2 separate regions of the Mus musculus genome follow, and region 1 is linked to region 2. Evidence: chromatin contacts called from ENCODE Hi-C data. All regions are on one chromosome and are shown on one strand. Each heading gives the region's core, a stretch centred on a gene start or an enhancer-like site at or near the end of the contact. The rest is flanking DNA. Distances are from core to core; before and after follow the strand shown.

Region 1 (4,107 bases), core at 347-2,846, 870 kb before region 2:
AGTCTGAAGAAGTGACTGATACAGTATATATATATCGATGATAGTGCACTAAGTTCCTGGCATAGTCTGAAGAGATATATATGTAGGGGTATGTTTGAGAGTTATGTCACAGTTTATTCCAGTTCGTGGTATCCCCCAATTAATAGTATCTGGTGACTAAGGTTATTTTCTTATCTTGGTATGTAAAGGACATTTTCCCCACACAATATGGCTTGTTGAAATGAAAGAGCACCAATGGTCTATTCTGAAGTTATAACCTTTCAATTGATTTTAAATAGAAATAATAAATATACCATTCTGGCGCTTTTTGAGATGGTATGGCTTTACCTTCTTCATTTCAAGGTCTTCTAATTAGCTTTGGATAAGTCCTTTAATGTCTCTGTGCCTCTGTGGATCTTAAGTAAAACAATGATAGTCTTGCCACATTTGCATAGGGACTTTATGAGGAAACTAATTACTATTTGTACAACACTTAGAACGCAGTATACTTGGTGTACATGCTTGGTAATTTAACATAATTGCCAATAATAGAAGTATGAATCTGTTTAGAATCTTCCACTCACCGCTACTTTTTTTCCCCAATAACAAAACTTTTAAAATGTTCTGGGAAATCTCCTTAGCAGCCAACAACCATCCGTTCATTACGCGCCAACTGTGGTTTGTGCTGCAGACACAAAATAAACTTACATGGTCTCTGCCCTTCCAGAAGTTAATCTTTCTGTTCTAAATTTGGAATGCTTTTTTTTTAGATAGCAAAAGCTCAAAAAAAAAAAAAAAAAAAAAAAAACCAGAACAAAAACTACCAGAGGGCTAGGTGATTAATTTCTAATAACCTCACGGAAAAGCTCAAGTACTCTCAGATGCATGGAAGCGCAACAATCAATTGGGAATGCGTTTATTTTGAAATTTGTGACTGTGTTGATGCACATAACGTACTTGTGTAAAACAGGCAACACATTCCCATATCTCTCCTTAGAAAGCCTGACAGAATTTGTGAGGGCAATCAGGTGAGACCATGAAGAAGGAACTCGGGAAGGGATAAGCTGTCAAGAATGTTGGTGATTGACCTGGTGTGTTGGGAGAATACCTAGAAGAGCGAAGGGAAGAAGTTCCAATGACAGCTGGGAGCTGAGAAAAGACATTCCTGGCCAACGCTGACCTCAGGGTCAGCAGGGTCGGCAGGACGCGGAGGGGCGCACGCACGTCCCTGCAGCCACGCAGGAAGATCAAGCGAGAGCAACCACGGCGTGCGGAACGCGGGCCACACGGATGCGGGAGCAGGCCGAGCCCTGGCACTGTGCCCCCCGCCCGGCTCTGGGGCACCGGATGCCAGGCCGAGGAAGGATCTGGGGTGCTTCCAAACTAACGGTCCCCACGTCCCTCGCTACTTCGAGCTTAGCCTCCGCGGCCAAGCCCAGCATCCACGCAACAAGCAATAAGTTACCGCTACAACCCTGCACAGAGGGGCTCCCGCCCGCCGGGGGGCTTGACCGCGTCACTTCCGGCGCGCCCGCCCGGAAAGAGGCGGAGGTCGCAGTCCGGGTGTGCGGCTCCTGGGGACGCGCCGTGTCGGGGACGCGCGTGGAGGGCGGGCTCGGGAAGGGGGAGTGTCCGCGCGCCGCCGCTGCCGCCGCCGCCACCGCCGCCACCGCCGCCACCGCCACGGTCCCGGTCTCTGCCGGAGAGCTCTCAGCATCTCTCCCGGACACCCAGCCCCTCCGTGCAGCCGGACGCCGCGCTCTAGGGTCTGCGGGAGCCTAGCCAAAGCCTAGCCAAAGTTGCTGCCGACTGCGGGGCGGGCGGCGGGACGGCCCCGGTCCCCTCCCCTCCGTCATCCCTGCTTGCGGACTCCCGGGTCATGGGGAACACTGCGATCGCCAAGAAAGGCAGCGAAGTGGAGAGCGGTGAGTCGAGTCGAAGGCCCTGGCTGGGTTCCCGCCGGATGGGCCGCCGCGCGGTGCAGCGCCCTGGGCCGGTGTCCCCCCCAAGGCCGCGCGCGAGCCACGGGCCGGGCCTTGCAGTGGCCGCGGGGGCCGGCCGCCTCCTCCTCTGTCCCCTCCCCCACGAAGGCTCGGGGGTGAGGGCCAAGCCCCGGGGCTCACTGGAGAGAGGGAAGGCGGGCAGCGAGGTCCCTGTGATCCCCTTTCTTACTAGAGCGAGGAGGGCTGCCACGGTCTGGAACGCGTCCCCAAATATGGTCCTTTTGTGATCGCACCCTTAGCTCTTCTTTCTCCCAGAGCCCCCAACACCCAGACCCTCCTTTAAGGGAGCCACAGGTAGTACGTTTGGGTTGACTTGGCTTTTTCTCCTTCTCCTGGATGTATATCAGTTTTCTCACAAGGTGAGTGTCCGTGAGGGTCTCCAAAGGTGACGTTAACCCTTAGTGTCTAAGGCTCTTTCTTTCACCCAAGAGATTAGAGATGGCAGACATAAATACAAGCAGCAACTTTATCCATTCGAGGAAAAATAAGTGAGACAGCGTTGCGTTTACTCTAGACATCCAGGAATGTTCCAGGATGCCTGTAAAACTTAGAGGCATTTCAGAGTTGAAGTGCTTTCTTCCGAGAGCTGAAAGTTCAGACGTTCAGTACTGTGTACAAAATTTCAAGACAAAAGGGTCGTGGGAATTGAGTTTCTGTGTAGCAACTTGGTTTTATATGTAAGCATACACATATATGCGTGTTGTGTAACAGGCTGTGAGAAAATTGTGTGCCATTATTCGGCTCATATTATAATTTATAATTCACAATAATTAGAGAACGGTCCCTGACTTTTGTTACATTGCCATAGGTTAATGACATCTCAGTCCTTGAAGTAAGTCTGACAATTTGTTCGTGTTACTGTAAGTAACGTCTTCCATTGTGTCTGTGTTTATAACAGAAGAATGAAGCCAATCTTGTAATTAGCTTGAAGCAAACAGCTTTTGATTCTCATGAACAAAGCAGAGTTGAGTTGACAGAAGAGAGTCTAGCTATTGCTTTTGTGGAATGTAAACAACAGTCAGATTTAACGGGTTATGTTTCATCAATAAGGTTCGTTCCAGGGCATGGAACAGCAGGGCAAACTGTTGGTGAGCATGTGACAACTTGAAAAGCCGATGTAGAATTAGGACTTCCTTGTTATCTTAGTAATTGTGCAAATGTAGTAACTAATTGTACAGACTCACAAAAAATGAAGTATGACAAAATACTATATCCATGTAACATTGCTTTTCCCCTATTTCTCTTGTACAATGTATGCTAATTGTGTTATGAAAATATGCTTGATAGTTGGATCAGCCCAGTAATTTTCTTAGCAAGTGCTATCTTGCACAGTTCTTATATTTTTAATGATAGTCCACTCTCCAGCAGTCTATACACTTCCCCTAGACGATATGCATTTAAACTAGCAGCTATGACAAAGTCTTGTGTGAACTTATTTATAGAAACTGAAGAACATTAGAATCATTTGAAAAATATTGTGAAGTGTCGAAAGAAGACAGCAGATGTCCCATGGGATATAGGAGACGGTCATGGCTCAGCTCTCAGGGCTCACAGGGGGAAGTGTCAGCCAGGTGTGCTGGTGCTCTTCTGTAGCAAAGAAGTGGTACAATGTCATAAAACGTAATGACAGAACATGGCTTACCACTCTGTCCCCAACTCTTCTGTGTACTTTTCAGATGAATTATTCCTGAAAATTTGTGGCTCATATTTTAAATGTAATCATTTAAATTTCTCTTGATACACAGAATACACTTTAAGAGATACACTTAAGAGTTTAGTCTACGAAATCATCCTAACTCAAGACCCAACCAAGTGCCAGACCTGAAGAAACAAGAATTGAGATCATGTTATCAACGAGAGAGTAAAGAACAGCTCTGAGGCTCTGACTACCTCTGCATCACTAATTAATCTGTCCTCTCTCAGAGTAGCTACCACCTGCTTGGGTTTCCTCGTAGACCTGTGGACAAGATCCTAAAGTGTCACTTACTGTGTAGCATCAGGTGAAAGGCAGAGTGTCAGTGCTGGAGCTGAGAGTAAATTAGACCACAAGACGTTACCAGCAGCACAGTGTTTGGTTTGAAGAGCTAATTAAAGATAGGAAGGTAAGATTTGCAGTTTGATGAGG
Region 2 (3,961 bases), core at 196-2,695:
ATAAGGCATCATACCCAGAGACCTCTGAGACTACTTTCAGGCAGAATCCTTACAAACGGAGCGGAAACGTGGGTTGCTGGCACACACCTTCAGTCCTAGCACTGAGATACTGAGGCACAGACAGGCTGGGCTGGCCTCACTCAAGAGACTGGTCTACATAATGAGTTCCGAGAACATTCAGGTTACATAGACCTTGTCTCCCCCCAAAACAAAACAAAAAACCCGAACGATCGAAAGACCGTTAGCATCCAAAGACAATTTCTGGGCAAGCCTTCCAACTCACTAGGCTGTAAACCTTGTCCGGAAGGATTTTCTTCTTTCTGAGTGCTGAAATCTTAAACAACAACACTCCTCTCTCTTACCTGATTCCACTGTCTCCTCCCCTTCAGGCAGAAGCCTGGCTTTCTTGGCGTTCTGTGGGGCATCGTCTCCATTGTCTTCATAGATATTCGACCATTTGATCGCCATGTCCAGCTCTGGCGGCGGCGGCTTCTTCTCAGTAGTGTAGGTCTCTGGGGGCGGCACGCAGTTGGACTTCCAGATCTTGAACTCCTTTGGAGGCTGTCGAGTAAGCACATTAAGAAACCCTGTGACGAACCGAGGTTCCCGCGATGGATACGAGCGCATGCACCTCCCTGCTCATCATTCTGGCTGACTTTCCTCTTTCTTTCTTTTTTAAAATCCTTTAGGCTTAAAAGACACTTTTTTTTTTCCATCAACATCACAACACTGTTAGGTGAAAAAGTCAAAGGGTTCCCTGGATAAATAAAGCTAATAACTTTTAGTTACCAAAGGAGGATGCAGTCCCAGATACTACGGCCAGGCTGACCCCTTCAGGAGGCTGCAGCAGAGACGCTGTCTTGGAGGCAGCAGCGCAGGCACTTCGGCGTCAAAGGGAAGGGGTCTCGGGGAGAAGCTGCAGCGGGGGGCGGGGAGTCACCACCGTTAGTCGTCGCCCGGCTGGGACCCCCGAGCGCGGAGGGGCGGGCCCGGGCTGACACCCCCCGGGCTCCCGGGGCCGTGGGGACGCGCGGCGCGGCGCGGGCTGAGTGCGAGCCGGGGGTGGGCGAGCGGGCGGAGGGGCAAGCGGGCGTCGGGCCCCGGGGCGGCCGCGGGGCCGGGGATCTCACCTCCTCCGGCGCTTTCACCACATGCCGCTCCCAGTCGATCTGCTTGTTGAGCGGGTTGTAGAGGAAGGCCGGGCGGGTCACGCTGCGGAACAGCTCGTCCGGGCCGGGCAGCCGCTTCTCCGCCTGCTTCCCGCGGCCGCCCGTCGTCGGAGCCGAGGCCGCCTCCTTGCGACCCGCGTCTTCCGGCTCGCTGTTCTCATCCGACGAGTCGGAGCTGCTGCTCCCGTAAGCCGCGAAGTAGCTCAACGGGTCCTTCTCTTCGGCTGCCATGACGGCCGCGGGTTCCCACCCTCTCTCGGCCGGAAGCCGGAAGCCGGAAGCCACGGCTGATCCCGCCCCCCAGGCTGGCGAGTTATCCATTTGCGCCCCCTAGCGGCGGAGCCGCGCTCCTACTCATGGGCGGAGATTGGAAGGATGCTGGAGGCGGGGATTCCACAGCCCTCAAGCAAGTTATTTATTTGTTTTTTCTTAAGGATCTCTGGGAAAAAGCAGCGGGAGCCTTAGGATACCCGGAGGGAAATCAGTGGCCACAGTCACACTCTGGGCTTGTAATTTAAAGCAGAGAAAAACCAAACATGCATACCTATAATCCTAGGCAAATTTGAGGGCCAGCGAGGTGCATGTAAGTCCTTTCTTAACAGCTAATACAGTGCAGGAGACGTTGTCTACCAAACAGTAAGAACAAGCAAGCAGGGGGTGGGGGCGCACACTTCTAACCCCAGCACTTGAGAAGATGAGACCGGAGTATTGCCACAAACTAGAGGTCAATGGTGAAATTTTACAGCCCCCCACCCCAAGTTGGTACCATTGTAAATATTTAGATCCCAGTTAAAAATGCCTGGTCAGAGGTGACATAGTCATTAATAACTTGCCATTTGGTCTGATTCTTATCTGCTAAATTCTACAGAAAAATACGAAGTCTGGTAATGGAACGGGCTAGACTGCCTTGTTCAGGTTTATATTCCTAGTATTTATTTTGGTGACCGTCCCTGGAGTACATCAAGGAATATTGCTGGGTTGTAATTTCTGAGATAATAGGTCTGAGTGTTTCTAGAAAAACTTCCTTCCGTCCAAGTACCTAGACTTGACAGAGATACAATTGTTCCCAAAGTACAAAGTCCTGGGTTACCCAAATCATCCTCAGATCTGACATCATTAGCAAATTCAGGGTCCCCTCACGCACCCTCCAGCCTGGTAATGTGACAAAATTGTAGAACCCGCTGAAAGCTGAGTAACCACGTGTATATAGCTACAGTTTACTGCAGCAAATATAGCATAAGTCCAACCAAGGGAAGATGGGCGAGGAGCGGTCCAGAGGAGTCCTCATTCAGAGCTTCCGGTTACCCTCCGGAAACATGAACCAAATCAGTGCAGCTCAGGAGGCAGAGCTCGCTGCCTGGTACTGGGTTCCAGTACCAGCACCCATATAAACTGGGCATGGTGGTGTGTATTTGTAATCTCAGCGCGTGGTGGAAATGGGGTGAATGTACAAGGCTCCGACACCCGTGGCCGTGCTTGTTTATATAATGAGTTTGGGGAAAAACCATAGGGAAGGTACATGGACAAGTGAAACCCCAGGATGTCCAGGAAACTTTAGAGTAGCATCAAGATGCTGGGCTGGCAGAAGGCTCTTAGATGGGGTAAAGAATCTCTAGCATTAAAAATTTAAACTTGAGAGCTGGAGAGATGGCTCAGGGGTTAAGAGCACTGACTGCTCTTCCAGAGGTCCTGAGTTCAATTCCCAGCAACCACATGGTGGCTCACAACCATCTGCAATGGGATCTGATACCCTCCTCTGGTGTCTGAAGACAGCTACATTATACTCATCTACATAAAATAAATATTTTTTTTCGAGACAGGGTTTCTCTGTGCAGTCCTGGCTGTCCTGGAACTCACTCTGTAGACCAGGCTGGCTTCGAACTCAGCAATCCACCTGCCTCTGCCTCCCAAGTGCTGGGTTTAAAGGTGTGTGTCACTACTGCCTGGCTTAAAATAAATAAATCTTAAAAAGAAAACAAAAAGAATATTTGGCAAGAAATAGCAATGGGTTCCTAAAAACTAAAGTAACAAAAATTTTTTATTTTTTACAAAAGCTAAACTCGAGAGAGAATAAGGAAGGGTAAGAGAGGAGACTGGAGACTGCAGAGTAGGTACAGAAAGGGGACCACAGGGAGAAGGGCACAGCATGAGCCAAGTGGCAGGTTGTCGGCAAGTGTCAGGTTAAGTCAGATGAACTAGCGGGAGACTGCCCTAGGAAAAGGCCTAAGCTTTAAGCTATATTAGAAGTCTCATGTCCTTATTTATACTATTGGTGGATCTGAGAAAGTCCCACTATAAAAGATGTAAGCTGTCTACAATGGACCTGTATTAATTATTAATAAAGGGCAGATTAACTAAAGGTAACATGGGCTGGGATAAACTGGTTGGTTGTCTGTAGTGATGGGACTTAAATAAAAGTTCTGACCTTGAAAAGAAAATTAAACTCAAAAAGTTTCATCAAGGGCTACAAGGTGGCTCAGTAAGGTGCCTACTGCACACACAGGACTCCCCTGTGAGTGTGGGTTCCCAACACCCATATAAAAGTTGGTGTAGTGGTTCATTTGAAACCCTAGGGCCTGGGGACGCAGAGCTAGGGGGAATCCCAGGAGCCGCCCGTCTAGCCAAATGGTGAAGTCTAGGCTGAGCAAGTCACTGTCTCAAACAGTAAGATGGAGAGCAACCAAGTAAGACAACAGACAGCAGCCTCTGGACTCCATACATAGGCACACACACTAACATGCTCACACATGTACTACACAGACACAGACACAGACATACACACACACACACAC

Evidence for each region. Hi-C counts contacts between places; a loop is a spot of excess contacts on that map.
Region 1: a loop to region 2 is called in a map of heart, with 3 times the contacts of the local background. The contact joins the promoter of Prkacb here to the promoter of 2410004B18Rik in region 2. A Hi-C loop is called at or near these places in 1 of 37 maps with a recorded cell type or tissue (heart).

The regions. Positions count from the first base shown.
Region 1 is chr3:146,810,435-146,814,541 of GRCm38, reverse strand. It overlaps Prkacb (protein kinase, cAMP dependent, catalytic, beta), which reads left to right and starts at 1,596. Exons shown (of 10, transcript NM_011100.4): 1 at 1,596-1,904. The coding sequence starts at 1,859. It overlaps LOC115486180 (a long non-coding RNA gene), which reads left to right and starts at 1,912. Exons shown (of 2, transcript XR_003954577.1): 1 at 1,912-2,341.
Region 2 is chr3:145,935,498-145,939,458 of GRCm38, reverse strand. 2410004B18Rik (RIKEN cDNA 2410004B18 gene) reads right to left here and starts at 1,445. Exons shown (of 3, transcript NM_025555.5): 1 at 1,131-1,445; 2 at 363-561. The coding sequence starts at 1,400.